Linked DNA regions of Homo sapiens: region 1 is linked to region 2. Evidence: chromatin contacts called from ENCODE Hi-C or POLR2A ChIA-PET data. All regions are on one chromosome and are shown on one strand. Each heading gives the region's core, a stretch centred on a gene start or an enhancer-like site at or near the end of the contact. The rest is flanking DNA. Distances are from core to core; before and after follow the strand shown. Region 1 overlaps TAOK1 (TAO kinase 1). Region 2 holds the start of ANKRD13B (ankyrin repeat domain 13B).

Evidence for each region. Hi-C counts contacts between places; a loop is a spot of excess contacts on that map. ChIA-PET counts read pairs that join two places held with the same protein, here RNA polymerase II (POLR2A). Pooled maps may share reads with other maps.
Region 1: a loop to region 2 is called in a pooled map, with 2.5 times the contacts of the local background. The contact joins the enhancer-like site here to the promoter of ANKRD13B in region 2. A Hi-C loop is called at or near these places in 2 of 50 pooled maps. POLR2A ChIA-PET finds 5 or more read pairs at or near these places in 4 of 52 experiments (H1, OCI-LY7, WTC11 and 1 more).

The regions. Positions count from the first base shown.
Region 1 is chr17:29,432,197-29,439,453 of GRCh38, reverse strand. The region is part of intron 1 of TAOK1 (TAO kinase 1); the gene reads right to left. Among named protein-coding and RNA genes, the nearest start is that of MIR4523, 45 kb to the right of the region's middle. Within about 2 kb of position 5,723, at least 2 of the 41 ENCODE cell types and tissues checked have a DNase peak (open chromatin) inside an H3K27ac peak, as active enhancers do.
Region 2 is chr17:29,590,486-29,596,987 of GRCh38, reverse strand. ANKRD13B (ankyrin repeat domain 13B) reads right to left here and starts at 3,856. Exons shown (of 15, transcript NM_152345.5): 1 at 3,253-3,856. The coding sequence starts at 3,366. RefSeq lists enhancers at 2,668-2,737, 6,360-6,502 and a silencer at 5,062-5,251.

The DNA.
Region 1 (7,257 bases), core at 4,474-6,973, 160 kb after region 2:
AAGCCGGCAGATCACAAGGTCAGGAGTTCAAGACCAGCCTGATCAACATGGTGAAATCCTATCTCTACTAAAAATACAAAAAAATTAGCCAGGCATGGTGGCGCGCACCTGTAATCCCAGCTACTCAGGAGGCTGAGGCAGGAGAATTGCTTGAAGCCGGGAGACGGAGGTTGCAGTGAGCCCAGATCACCCCACTGCACTCCAGCCTGGGCAAGAGAGGAGTGAGAATCAGTCTTAAAAAAAAAAAAAAAAAAGAAAGAAATTATCATGACAAATTGAGGAAATCTAACAGACTGTATATTTGATAAGAATACTATATCGCTGCTAAATTTCCTATCACAATTATATTGTGCTTAGCAGGAAAATGTGCTTGAGCAATACATACTGAAGTATTTAGGGTCATGATTCTGCAACTAATTCAAACGGTTCAGGGAAAAAAAAGTGTCTACGTAACATAGCAATATATGTTATAGGGCAATAAGTTAATGAATTGGTAAGCTTTCATGAAGGTATAATGGCTATTCATTTTACTAGACTTGCAACTTTTCAGTAAGTTTTACATTTTTCAAAATAAAAAGTTGGAAAGTCCTAAACAGTAGACTAAATAATTACTAAAGTCCAACAACAGTAGACTAAATAATTAATTACTAAAACTCGCTCAAGAGGTGGGACTGTTGTCTCTTGTTAGACAGTAATTAGAAAGAGTAACAAACTGTTACTTCTAATCATGTTTTAGAATCTGATAGCTTTATTTGTTTGTCTGTTTTGAGACAAGGTCTCCTCACTCTGTTATGCAGGCTGAAATGCAGTGCCACGATCTCACTGCAGCCTCGACCTCCTGAGCTCTGGGCCCAAGGGATCTTCCCACCTCACCCTCCCAAGTAGCTGGGACTACAGGCATGTGTCACCACGCCCAACTGATTTTTGTATTTTTTGACAACAGGTTTTGCCATGTTACCCACGCTATTCTCGAACTTCTGAGCTCACGTGGTCCGCCCGCCTCAGCCTCCCAAAGTGCTGGGATTACAGGCATGAGCCACTGCATCCAGCCAGAACCAGATAGCTTTATAGGTATTTGCAAACTTCAACAGAGAAAAGTAGGAAACTTAAATTTGTTTTGATGCTCACATAATTCTAATAGTAAACAACAGAAAAAGAAAAATCCACAAACTAATTTTACTCTGAATTCATATAAAAATGATATTTTCAATAGAATATTCAAATAGTAATATTGGAACATTCGAAAAATAAAAATAATAAAAATAAATTTAAAAAATACAATATTGGAACAATGTTTAAATTTGGGCTTATACATATGAATGTTTTGTAACAGTCTTCTCAATACCATCCCCTTATACCTATGGAAGAAAGACATTGCTGATCCACCATATCATTTTCCCCATAGAATATAAAGGCAGTTACGGCCGGGCACGCTGGCTCACGCCTGTAATCCCAGCACTTTGGGAGGCTAAGGCGGGCGAATCACAAGGTCAGGAGGCCGAGACCAGCCTGGCCAACATGATGAAACTCCATGTCTAATAAAAATACAAAAAATTAGCTGGGCATAGTGGTGGGCACCTGTAATCCCAGCTACTCGGGAGGCTGAGGCAAGAGAATCGTTGAACCTGGGAGGCAGAGGTTGCAGTGAGCCGAGATCATACCACTGCACTACAGCCCGGGTGACAGAGTGAGACTCCATCTCAAAAAAAAAAAAAAAAAGAAGAATATAAAGGCAGTTCAAAAGGCATAAGTACTCCTTCACTTTATCAGAATTGAAATAGAATGCAAAATTTATTTCCCACTTCCAGGTTTTCTACTTCAAAAAGCCAAGTTAGATTATTATATCTTATACATTATATGCCAAAATTAATCAGACATGGATTAATGAGTTTAATCAGAAATAACTTTCAATAATAGGTTAAATATACTCTATAAAACCAATTTTAAGAAATACATAGGCCGGCGTGGTGGCTCAGGCCTGTAATCCCAACACTTTGAGAGGCTGAGGCAGGCAGATCACTTGAGGTCAGGAGTTCAAGACCAGCCTGGCCAACATGATGAAACCCCATCTCTACTAAAAATGCAAAACTTAGGCCAGGCACAGTGGCTCAAACCTGTAATCCCAGTGCTTTTGGAGGCCAAGGCAGGCGGATCACAATGCCAGGAGCTTGAGACCAGCCTGGCCAACATGGTGTAACCCCGTCTTTACTAAAAATACAAAAATTAGCCGGGCGTGGTGGCAGGCACCTGTAGTCCCAGCTAGTTGGGAGGCTGAGGCAGGAGAATCGCTTGAACCCAGGAGGAGGAGGTGGCAGTGAGCCAAGATCACACCACTGCACTCCAGCCCGGGCAACAGTGCCAGATTCCATATCAAAAACAAACAAACAAACAAACAAAAAAGGTTTTTTTCTTCTTTAAACTTTTTGAGTCATCATTTTGGCAAAATAAGTAACTTGCAGTAATCTCAAATTTTATTTTATAATATCAAGTGTTTTAAACCTCAAACATTTAGCAGCCTTCCCAAAATCAAACTTCAGTTTCAAAATTTTCTTCCCTGGCACATGGCTTTTCAGATACTTCAGAGGGCCCCTGAAGTGTCTGGAAAAGAAAGGCAAACAGGATTATGTGACACGTTTAGGTACACGGAATTGCCAAAATGGTGTTTAATCTTCTTTAGGTTATATCTTAGTAAATAACGCTTATGTATGCTCCAAAATTGCATGGGATTTCTAAAGTTCTAATGTCTCCGTATTTGCTATCAATCATAATTAAGGTTGTTAAGTTATTGTAAACCATGGAGATAACCAAACTTCTTTGCCAATTGTGTTTCTGACTATAATTACCCTGACAACTTGGCTATTCACAGATGTTTGTTGTCTTGTTTTAATCCTTTTCAGAAGATGGTTTATAATAGACTGTAAGACTTTAACAGGTGCTCTCAAATACAGACTTCAGATAACTTTGGAGATTGTTAACATTTTAATAAAGGAAAATGAACAGGACTCATGAAGAGCTGAAATGTTTACAAATATCAAGCAAAACAAGAGTTAACTAAATGGACTGAACTCAGAAAGCTGAAGCAACCTTTCTGACTTTTGGCTGGAATATTGCTGATCCTTGTTTGGTTTTTCAGAGTCAAGGAAACTCATTTTGAACTATTTACGGCCTTTAATAATTGAGTAAGGTATATTCCTAAGAAAAAAACTTTGGAGCATGTTATGTTTCTCTCCGCCTGGTGCCTCTAAAATTTGAAAACTGTCTGTGAGTATTCTTTAATTTTTTGATTTTTAAATTTTTAAAACATTTTTTACTTATTTATTTTTGAGACAGAGTTTCACTCTTGTTGCCCAGGCTGGAGTGCAGTGGCTCAATCTGAACTCAATGCAACCTCTGCCTCCCGGGTTCAACCGATTCCCTTGCCTCAGCCTTTCAAGTAGCTGGGATTACAGGCACCAGCCACCACGCCCAGCTAATTTTTTGTATTTTTAGTACAGATGGGGTTTCACCATGTTGGCCAGGCTGGTCTCGAACTCCTGACCTCGTGATCCGCCTGCCTTGGCCTCCCAAAGTGCTGGGATTACAGGCGTGAGCCACCGCACCCCGCCTATCTGTGAGTATTCTTATGGCAATATAAGTATTTGCAATAGTGCAATGAGAATTCATTTTTCTTTTGTAACAGGATACAACTGGAGAAAATGGTTATTTTAACAAGGCTTTTACTGGAAGGGTATGCTCCCCTTTAAGGAGTCAAGCTCGAAGTCGAACTTGCAGAACCAACAAAAGCCCCATGGAGAAAGTGACCTAATACCCTCATCTTCGCAGTCCTTGTACAGGGTTCCTGACCTGTGGTCAGTAAAGAATGTCACTTTCTAACAGGTTCTAGGAGCTCCAAGTTTATCTTGGGACCTTAAGAGGAGAGGATCACCCAACTCATAGGTGTTTCAAGGTCTTATCTGAGATTCCTTGGGGAATAGAGTTCCATCAAAGCCAATCTAAAAGGCCTATGTAGACATAATTATTCTTGCTATACTTTAGGCAAATAATCAGGTCAAGTATAGGGCTAAGGGATTTTGCAAACCACTCAGTCCTATCATGATTTTTTAACAAAAATGAGGACTGGAAAGAGAGAGATCATGTTCCAAAATTTACCATACATTTGTCATTAAATTCTGAACTCATTGGTTGTTTTTAAGTTTTCACCTACATTTTAGACTAACCCTGCTTGTTCCTGTGAACTAACCAGCAATCTCCAGCTGCATCTCAGAAAGAACAACGGGGATGGGTAATGTAAAAATCTGGACCAATATTCTAGTTCTGAGCAATTATCCTTCAAATTCTTCCAGGTGATGGGAATACATAGGATGCCCATCACAGAGGTTTCCTTTTGGGAAAGTAAGACCAAGGGAGCTAACCAAAGCCAAGCACCATGCACCCAAATCCTAGCAAGCATAACTAGAGCCACCAGTTATCTGGGTGTGTCACAAGACATCCTTTCCTCTCCCTTACTGGAGGAGGACTCGGTTCCACAGTTTCACCTTAGCATTTGGCTTACAAGGAGTCCATGCAACTCCCCTGAGACACATCTTTGTCCCAGACTCAATTCCAAATTTCAGGTCAAAGCCCTAGGAAAAAAACTGGATCTGAGGGATCCAGAGGCAAATGACAACAGAGGTTAAAAGGCACATTGCAGGTGAGCGTGGCTGACTCCTGCTGATTAAGCCAACTCCAAGCTTCCTGTTTCATGGATAAAGGCCACATTAATATCCATGGCATAAATGAGGCCTAGGGAACTCCAAAGCTACTGACTGTAGGTGGGAAACAGACATAGGTGAGACAAATAATTCCTATTGTCTCGACACCCCTGTTTCATGGGTGCAAGCCACTTTGGTACTCATGGTGGCACCTGCCAAGGTCGCCAGAACTCGGGGATGCAAGGACAGAAGACTGAAAGAGGACACTCTTTCCTCTCACTCTCACGTATCCTGAGTATATGCTAGGAAAATAAGGGAACCAGGGAGGCCTGCTTCCCTCTTTCTAGATTGGTAGCCATTCATCTTCAATCTGTACCCCTTTCAAATGCATCCTGAACCTCTGGGACTCCTTTAAAAGGAGGCTTTTTCCCTTTCTCCTCAGTTCTCTCTTCACTAATAGATAATTGTGTTTCTGTACTACAAGACACTCCCCTCAAATGCATCCTCCGAACTAGAAAGAGTTAATTTCCCAAACTTTAAACTGGTTGGCTTAGGATTGGGCTCAGAGGAAGGGAACCCAAAAGCCCAACATGCCAGCAAAAGGGTAAAGTTTCTTTACCAGTCGGGTTTTTGGCCTCCCTCTCCCTGTGAAAATTGGTAAAAGGCCTCAGTATTTTTCAGCTCTCCTTACCCCGCCCCTTGTTTCGTTTTGATGCATGTTTTCTAATAACCCGGTTTGTCTGTTCTTGCCTTCAGGCCATCAAACTCCAAATGGTCATGCAACCGGAGCCTCTGATGGTGGCCCCTTCTGCTGGGAACCCCTAAATAGGCCTCTTAGGGAGCTCTGACTGCTGTTTCCCCCAAAACAGGCCCCTGTCAGCAGGAAGCAGTTAAGATCGGTCTTCGTCCGTGTCCTTAATCTAACAATTGCTAGATTAGAGGGGAAATGAGATAGCCAGGTGGGAGAGGGTCCCCAGAGAAACTACAACAAGCCTGCCCACTGGAGCTGAGCCTCAGGAGGTTCATGCCATTTGCAGTGGGGAGGAGTCTGGCCCCTCCACTTCCTGTGTGGAACCTGAGATTTGAATGGCAGGGCGGGAAGTGCTCTAGCAGGAGACTCTGGCCTTGTGGAGTATCCCTATTTCCCCTTTTTTTCCCTTTTCACCCAATAAAACCCTCTGCTTTACTCACCCTTTAAACTGTCTGCAAGCCTGAATTTTCATAGCCATGGGACGGACAAGTTCTTTAGCTGAACTAAGGAAAAGTCCTGCAATGCTAACAGAGCTGCCTTAGTTTCTAGAGTGAAGAATCTTTTTACATTCTTTTTTTTTTTTTTTTGAGACAGAGTCTAGCTCTGTCACCCAGGATGGAATGCAGTGATCTCGGCTCACTGCAACATCCACTCCCGGGTTCAAGCAATTCTCGTGCCTCAGCCTCCTGAGTAGCTGGGATTACAGATGCCCGCCACCACGTCCAGCTAATTTTTGTATTTTTAGTAGAGACAGGGTTTCACCATGTTGGCCAGGCTGGTCTTGAACTCCTGACCTCGTAATCCACCCGGCTTGGCCTCCCAAAGTGCTGGCTCACAAGCGTGAGCCACTGCACCTGGCTACATTCTTTTATTAGCCCTATAACTGAGACTCAAACTCTACTTACATTCTCTTGCATTACTAGTAATTCAAAAAGATAACTATGGTAAGGCCCTGGAGACTCAGTGGCTCATGCCTATAATCCCAACACTTACGAAGGCCGAGGCAGGAGGACTGCTTGAGCCCAGGAATTCAAGACTGGCCTAGGCAACATTGCAAGACACTGTCTCTACAAAAACTTTAAAAATTAGCCAGGTGTGGTGGCAAACACCTGCAGTCCTAACTACTCAGGAGGCTAAGGCAGAAGGATCCCTTGAGCACAGGAGTTTAAGGTTGCAGTAAGCTATGATCTGAGAGACAGAGCACAACTCTGTCTCTCTCTAAAAAAAAAAAAAATTTGGACAGGTGTGGTGGCTCACGCCTGTAATCCCAGCACTTTGGGAGGCCAAGGTGGGTGGATCACCTGAGGTTAGGAGTTCAAGACCAGCCTGGTCAACATGGTGAAACCCCATCTCTACTAAAAAATACAAAAATTAGCCAGGCAGGCCGGGCACAGTGGCTCACGCCTGTAATCCCAGCACTTTGGGAGGCCGAGATGGGTGGATCACGAGGTCAGGAGTTTGAGACCAGCCTGTCCAATATGGTGAAACCCCATCTGTTGGGAACAGGCCTCCAAATCTGGCCATAAACTGGCCCCAAAACTGGCCATAAACAAAATCTCTGCAGCACTGCGACATGTTTGTGATGGCCATGATGCCCACGCCGAAGGTTGTGGGTTTACCGAAATGAGGGCAAGGAACACCTGGCCCACCCAGGATGGAAAACTGCTTAAGGCGGTCCTAAGCCACAAACAATACCATGAGTGATCTGTGCCTTAAGGACATGCTCCTGCTGCAGATAACTAGCCAGGGCCCATACCTTTGTTTTGGCCCATCCCTTTGTTTCCCATTTTAGTTAATCTATAATCTATAGAAACA
Region 2 (6,502 bases), core at 2,607-5,106:
GGCAGGATGCATCCTCAAGCTGCGTAGGAGGCCACGGGCTGTGGGGACCGCACCCTGGACTTCTCCCTCCATGTCACCCCTCCCATCCTGCCCTTGCAGCCCCTCCCCCTCATCCCAGAACACATTGATTTTTGGTTTCTGGGGTTTGTGGCTCCCTCTCCCGAGCTTCCTAGCTTACCAGCTGTGGTGATGCCCCACATCCAGGACTGCCCAGTGTAGGCAAAGGGAGGGGTCTGAGGTGCTCCTCGCACATCCTGGGCCCCACAACCCATCTCCCCTGCCTCTAGGTCAGAAGGGTGAACAGGGAAAGCAGGAAGCAAGCCCACGGTGGAGAACGCCCCAGGGAGAAGGAAAATGATTCTCTGGGACCACAATCTGCCCACTTCAGGGTTCTGGTTGCCAGGGGCAGAGTCCTGCTCCCCAGGCCCAGCCCACACATGTCCCTCCCACGGGAGCTGCACAGGCTAACCCTTCCCCCTGTTCCCACCCCAGGGAACACCAGGAACTCACGACTCCAGAACCAGGACCATGCCCAGCTGGCCATGCCAGGCAAGGGGGAACTGGCATATTCCCTGGCTTACAACCCTGTCCCCCCCGACCTGGCAGAGAACATGCATAGCGGCAAGCAGGGCACCGGGCTGGCATCACAGCACTGCTGGGTGCCCCTTCCCTTCACCAGGCACCTCCTATCTGCCCATCACTCCCTGCTTCCAGCCTCCAGCAGAGCAATTTGGGGCTGAGCAAAGCCCATTAACCTGCTCTGAAGGTGGCCATGCTGGCCCCCTCCTCAGCCAGCTGCACTGCCAAGCCTGCCCACGGAGGGCCTCTGCGGGGCTTTCTTGGAGTGAAGAAGAGGCAGCTATGCCAAGCCAAGACCAGGGAAACCTGGCTCCTGAGTGCTTGAGGAAAGCCGAGCTGTTTCTGTGGCGGCTGGTACCAGGGGGACTAGAGGCCAGGGACCCCTGGCTGGGATGCCAGGGTTCCACAGTGCTTTTCTCATGATGTTAGGTGGCTGTCCCCAGGTCCCCCTTGCAGAAAACAGAGCCTGGTGCCCTGGGGAGTAGGCAGTGTACATCTGGATACAAGCCTCACTCTGGGCCAGTCCTCGAGAGGGGAGACAGCTAGGGAACTCTCCCACCTACACGGAGTGGCATTCCTCTTTTTGGCACGCCTGAGGGAAGGAGAGGACTGGCCTGGCTCCTCTGTGGTTGAACAAGGGTTAACCTCCACCAGTGCCCTATATTCCCCCTGGCCTGGATCCAGGACAGGCAGTGTCCATTTCAAGGAGACATTAACTCACTGGGGCAGGGGTAGGGGTGAATCTGGGACCTTGTTTCTGAGGCAGCCAGAGGGGTGGGAGAGAGAAACACATGAGCAGCCCCCAACACCTCTACCTGCAGCGGCTCCGGTGCCCCCCACCCCAACCTTACCCCAGCAAGATGGCCACCCACTTCAGGATTATCAGCAGAGAGGCCTGCTGGAGAAGTCTTTTCTCCCAGGGCATTCTGCCTCTCTCCAGTCTCTGCAGTAAAAGGACCACCCACCCTCAGGCAAGGGAGTGGGACTGAGGCATTCTGGAGATTCAGCCTTCTGCCTAGTGATCCTTGGACCCCTGGGAAGTTCTTCCCACATGAGGCTTGTCTTCTTTTGCTTTCAGGGAAGGAAAGCAGAGAAGAGCCAGCAGAGGCTGGCTGGCCATGTCTTAGCGCTTTGCACATCACCCTGGAATTTCCTGTTCACACTTGCTTCACCAGAACAGAGACTCCTTGAGGGCAGGGGTTGATGCCCTGTTTGTTCATCTGTTTCCTGGGGGCACTGTGACCCACTCTCTTTAACAGGCTTCTCGTGGCTGCAGAGCACTGCCTTTATGATAGATAAACAAAGACAGGGTCTGAGGAGTTCAGTCTGAGGAGAAACTCGGAGAGTGCTGGCATAGGCACAGGTAACAGGAAGTGGCCACCCAGACCGGCCCAGAGGCCTGCGGGCACAGGTCACTCGCATATTTACAGGGACTGCCATGCAGAGCTGGATGCCATGCAGGCCTGGGGGCTGGCTCAGCGTGGGACTTCAGAGACACATCCTGACCCCCAGCCTGCTCAGTCCGATGGCCTGCCCTCCACCTCCATGCTTCCCTTGGCGATTGCACAGCTCCTCAGACTGAACTTCTCATGACTCAATAAGCAGCCCTCAGAAGGTAAATTCCCACAGCGGGCAACTGCGCTAACCACCCCCAGCCCATGGCCCCAAGGTCTCAGACCCAGTCCAAAACTGGGGTTCTCAGCCTGCAGCAAGCCATGGGACCCGGGCCCAGCTCTGGCTCTTGCAGCCCACCCTGGAGGCGGGGGGTCATCTCTGCCATGAGTGCCTACCTGTGGCCTGGGTGCCAAGGGCAGAAGTGGCAATCTGTGACCTGTGCCTGCCTTTGTTCTGAAGCATGGCCAGAAGACATCCTGAAGCATGGCCAGAAGACATCCCCCCTTCCCCTGTTTTCTGGAGACCACTGCCCAGCCCAAAGCTGGTGACCCACGTGGCCTTACTGACCAGCAGAAACCAGGGAGCCCACCTGGTGCGCAGAACCTCAAGTCCTTCCAGCAGCCAGGGCCCCTCAGCTTCCTCTGCGCCTAGAAACCAGGCCCCAGCACCAGAGGGCAGGAGAGCGCTTTTCAGCACCTGGACAAGGCCCTTGGGGCCTCCCAAGAGGGTCTTTCTCCACTCCCTGTTCCTGAGCTGGGGCTGGGCTCTGAGAGATCCAAGGATCTGCCCAGTTTGAGAGCTAAAAGAGAAAGCGCTCACCGTTGGGGAGAGGGCGCTGGGTGGGGCTGGGGTGCCTGGGAGTGTGACACAGCCTCTTCCCCATTCTTGACCTATGGCCCCCTCCCCACGCAAGCCTTTCCCACCTCCGCACCCTCACTCGGGAGGTGTCGCCGCTCAACTGGCTGGGGCGGACTCTCCCACCACATGGAACACCGACACAGCCCGCAGCCCCTCCCTGCAGCCCTCACTGCCCCGGCGGAGGAGGGGCACAGAGGCCTCTACTCTCATCTAGGTGAGTCCGAAACACGTGTGGTCCCGCCCGTCCCGGCCGGAGGGGATCACCCTTTCCCGGTCAACAAGCACAAAAGCCGCGGCCGCAAACAAAGACGCGCCGCAAACTCGCCAGGGAGGCGGGACAGCCCGCGCCGCACCCCCTCCCCAGGCCGGACGGGCGTGCCCGGCCGCGGGGTCCCCGCGGCGCCCCGAAGGCGCTCCTACCTGGCCCGCGCGGACCTCCTTCTCCAGCTCGCGGTGGCGGTTGTGCCACACGAGGTAGTGCAGCGGATACTTGCCCTCGGGCCCCTTCCTGGCGGAGGCGTTGGCGGGGATCATCGCCCGCTCCTCATGCCGGGGCCGCGGCGCCCGGCCGGGGAGGAGGGACGGCGCCGGAGCCGGGGCCCGGGGCCGCGGGGCGGGGGGCCGGCGCTGCCTGCTCGCGGGGCTGCGGCTCGGGCATGTGCGAGCGGCGGCGGGCGGGGGCGGCGCGCCCGGCGCGGTGCGGGCGGCGCGGGCGACGGGCGTCCTCGCGAGGCGGCGGCGGCGGGCGGCGCGGAGAGGCCCCCACCCGCCCTGGGAGGGAGCGGGCACTCGGCGGCGCTGCGCGGACTCGCGCTCGCCTCCCACACCCCCGCACACAAAGACGCCGCTCGGCGGAGGGAGCAGGCGCCCGCAGCGGGCGCGGGGGCGCACGGGACGCGGGCCCCGGGGACGCCGCCGCAGGGACGCGCGCCCGCAGCCCCCGGGTCCCCACAGCTGCATAGCCCGGCCCTCAGCCCGAGCGGCCGGCGCGGGATACGGGGATGTGGGGATGATGGGGAGAGAGGAAGGGGACCAGGCGCCCCGGGTAGAGCTTGTCAGCTCAGCCCCGCGGCATCATGGGGTTTGTAGTCCGCCTCGTGAAACTGGGGGTGGCAGGTGGCCGAAGAGGGTCTGCACTGTCCCCGGATCTCGTGGGAGAGTGGGCGGGGAGTCAGGCCTGGCCCAGACGCGGGCGGGGCCCTGACGCCAGGTGGGCTGGGACGCACCTCCCCCGCTGGCATTTTGCCTTTTGCTGGGGAAGTGGGGGGGCACGGGCCTAGGTCGAGCGTTTGGGAGACGGGGTGGAGGTGTGGTCTTCAGAATTGAGCTTGGGTCCCAGGGGCCATGAAGAAGGATCCGGATTCCCAGAAGAGAGCGTCTGATTGGGAACTCCTGAGAAAGGTGTGGGGCATCAGTACCAAGGGTCATTGGAGCAGCCAGGGGTCTGGCCCCTGGAACATTTCTGAGGAGTCTTCCCTGCCCTGTTAGAAAATTAAACTCCATCTTCCACACATGTCATTGGAAACAGAATGTCCAGTAACGCGGGAAAGATGGTCCCTTTCCCCCCGCACACTGTCCCCAGCAAGAACCAGAGTGAGGTTGGACAGAAAAAGCAGCAGGTGGCAGCTCCGTTCCTCCACCCAGCTGGCCCTTCAGGAAGGGAAGTGACTGATTCCAGAGACTGTCTCCTTCCTGAATGACCCCAGGGTGAAGAGGTACTTCCAGAATGGTCCCTGCAGAGGGTGTGGTAAAAGTTGAATTGGCCTCTCAAGCGCCAATTGCAAGGCCTGGAAGGACCAAGAGGCTTGGACCAGTCCCTGGAGGGAGGGGACTGTGATGTCAGAGAGACCAGAGTTCGAATAGCTCCAACTGCCTGACCTTAAAAGAGCAAACTGCTTAATTTTTCCGACTTTCTCGGTCCACTCCCCTTCAAAATGAGAATCTAGATACTACCTCCTGGGGTGAGCTAAGGATAATGACTGCCCTGGAAACAGCGCCTCCCTCCCCCAACCAGGCGGGCCGAGACAGGTGGCGGGACCAGGCACGGTGCCTTCTTGAGCCCACCTCAGAACAAGGCAGGAATAAGGGATTCCACACCGGCCCTACTTAAAACAACAATCCAAGAAGTGTTTGTGTGGGAGGTGCCAGCAAAAGCTTGCAAACTCTCTCAGGTTTCTTTGTGTGGTCTTCCCTCCTTCCTCCTCCACACCCTGTGGTGCCAGGCCCCAGCGGGAAGAGATGAGGGAGGAGCGGGCTGCCTCGCCCCTTTCTCCCGCCTGGGAGGAGCCAGCTGGCGTCTCCGGGGGCCCGGGACCGCTGCCCGCCTGCACCACCAGGGGTCAGCAGAGTGTCGTGGCTGCAGCCAGTGCAGGGGAGGGGGCTGGCGCGGTTGAGGGGCATCTAGGAGTGGCCGGGAGCATGCCTGTGCATTTCCTTATTAAATTGTTTTTCGAACCTTGTGTGTGATTCCACTGTAGCAGTCCTGCTTCCTGGGGTGGTGACATCTCCACGGGGGAATCCAGAAACCCTTTTATCTCCAGTCCCAGGCCCAGAAGTTTGGCTGTGACGGGGCTGGGGGAAACAAAGTTTGGACGATGTGTCCGCGCCAGGGCCACTCCCAGGTAGTCTCTGAGCCAACCAGGAGATGGGGAGTGGGGTGGAGGGGTAAGCAGAGTGAATCATCCTTCTTCCCCAGCAAAGCCCAGGAGTCCGAGGACAGGGGGAGTTCAGGATGGATTGTGGGGAGTTGTCGATTGTGGGGAACTGTCCCCTGGGCGGCCGTGTTCTTTTTTTGCCAGGCGGCGGTAGACACTGAACCCAGGTCGCTTGCGCTTCGGCCCGCGCTCTCAGCTGCCACGTGCTCGAGACGCGCCCACACAGCGGAGAAACAAAGACAGCCAAGCGGCAGGGCTGCCAGCAGCCTCCTCGACATTTAATAAATGAAATTCCATAGCTGGGGGTCGATCGGGGGTGAACGGGCGGCCACCGCTCGTGGACTGAGCGCCTGGCACGGGCTGCCTGGCCACTCCTCCCGTCTCACTCCCCCCGCCCCTTACCCCCTTCCCGCTGAGGCCACCAAGCCCATGGACTCTGGTGAGAGAGCAGCTCGGGGCGGCAGGTGGTGCTCCCCCCTACACACCAGCTAGGTATCGTTGCTTGCAAAAGCCCCACCAGCTGAGCGGCTGGCTGTCGAGGGAGGGGAGGCCTGCAAGATTTTTTTAAGGTGCAATTATAAATAAAGCCCATGGATCGCGATTTCAAACAAACTTGTCAATCTGGGCCGCAGCAAAAGGCGATGGAGGCAGCTTTGCATGTATTTCGGGTGGTGTGACTCATGAGCATTACTTGTCTCCCCTAGGGAAGGAGCCTGCCCACCCACAAATCACTGCCGCTCTGGCACCGTTGGGATAATCGACCAACTTGAGCACCCCTGCCAAAGGACTGCCCCCATCTTAACAAGCAGGAGTCTCTGACTCTTGGAGAACCCCTCCTCAATTGTCACCACTGACCTGGCCCCCAGGTCTGGCCCTGGGGACCTCTACCCTCTCCCCACAAGCAGAGTGCCCGGGCCTTTTGCTGCTGCAGGGATTGGGGGTTGGGTACACGCGCGGCACACGCGTATGGGGGCGCATGCTCAGTGCGGGGGCTGCGCTCATGTGCGGCCTCTACC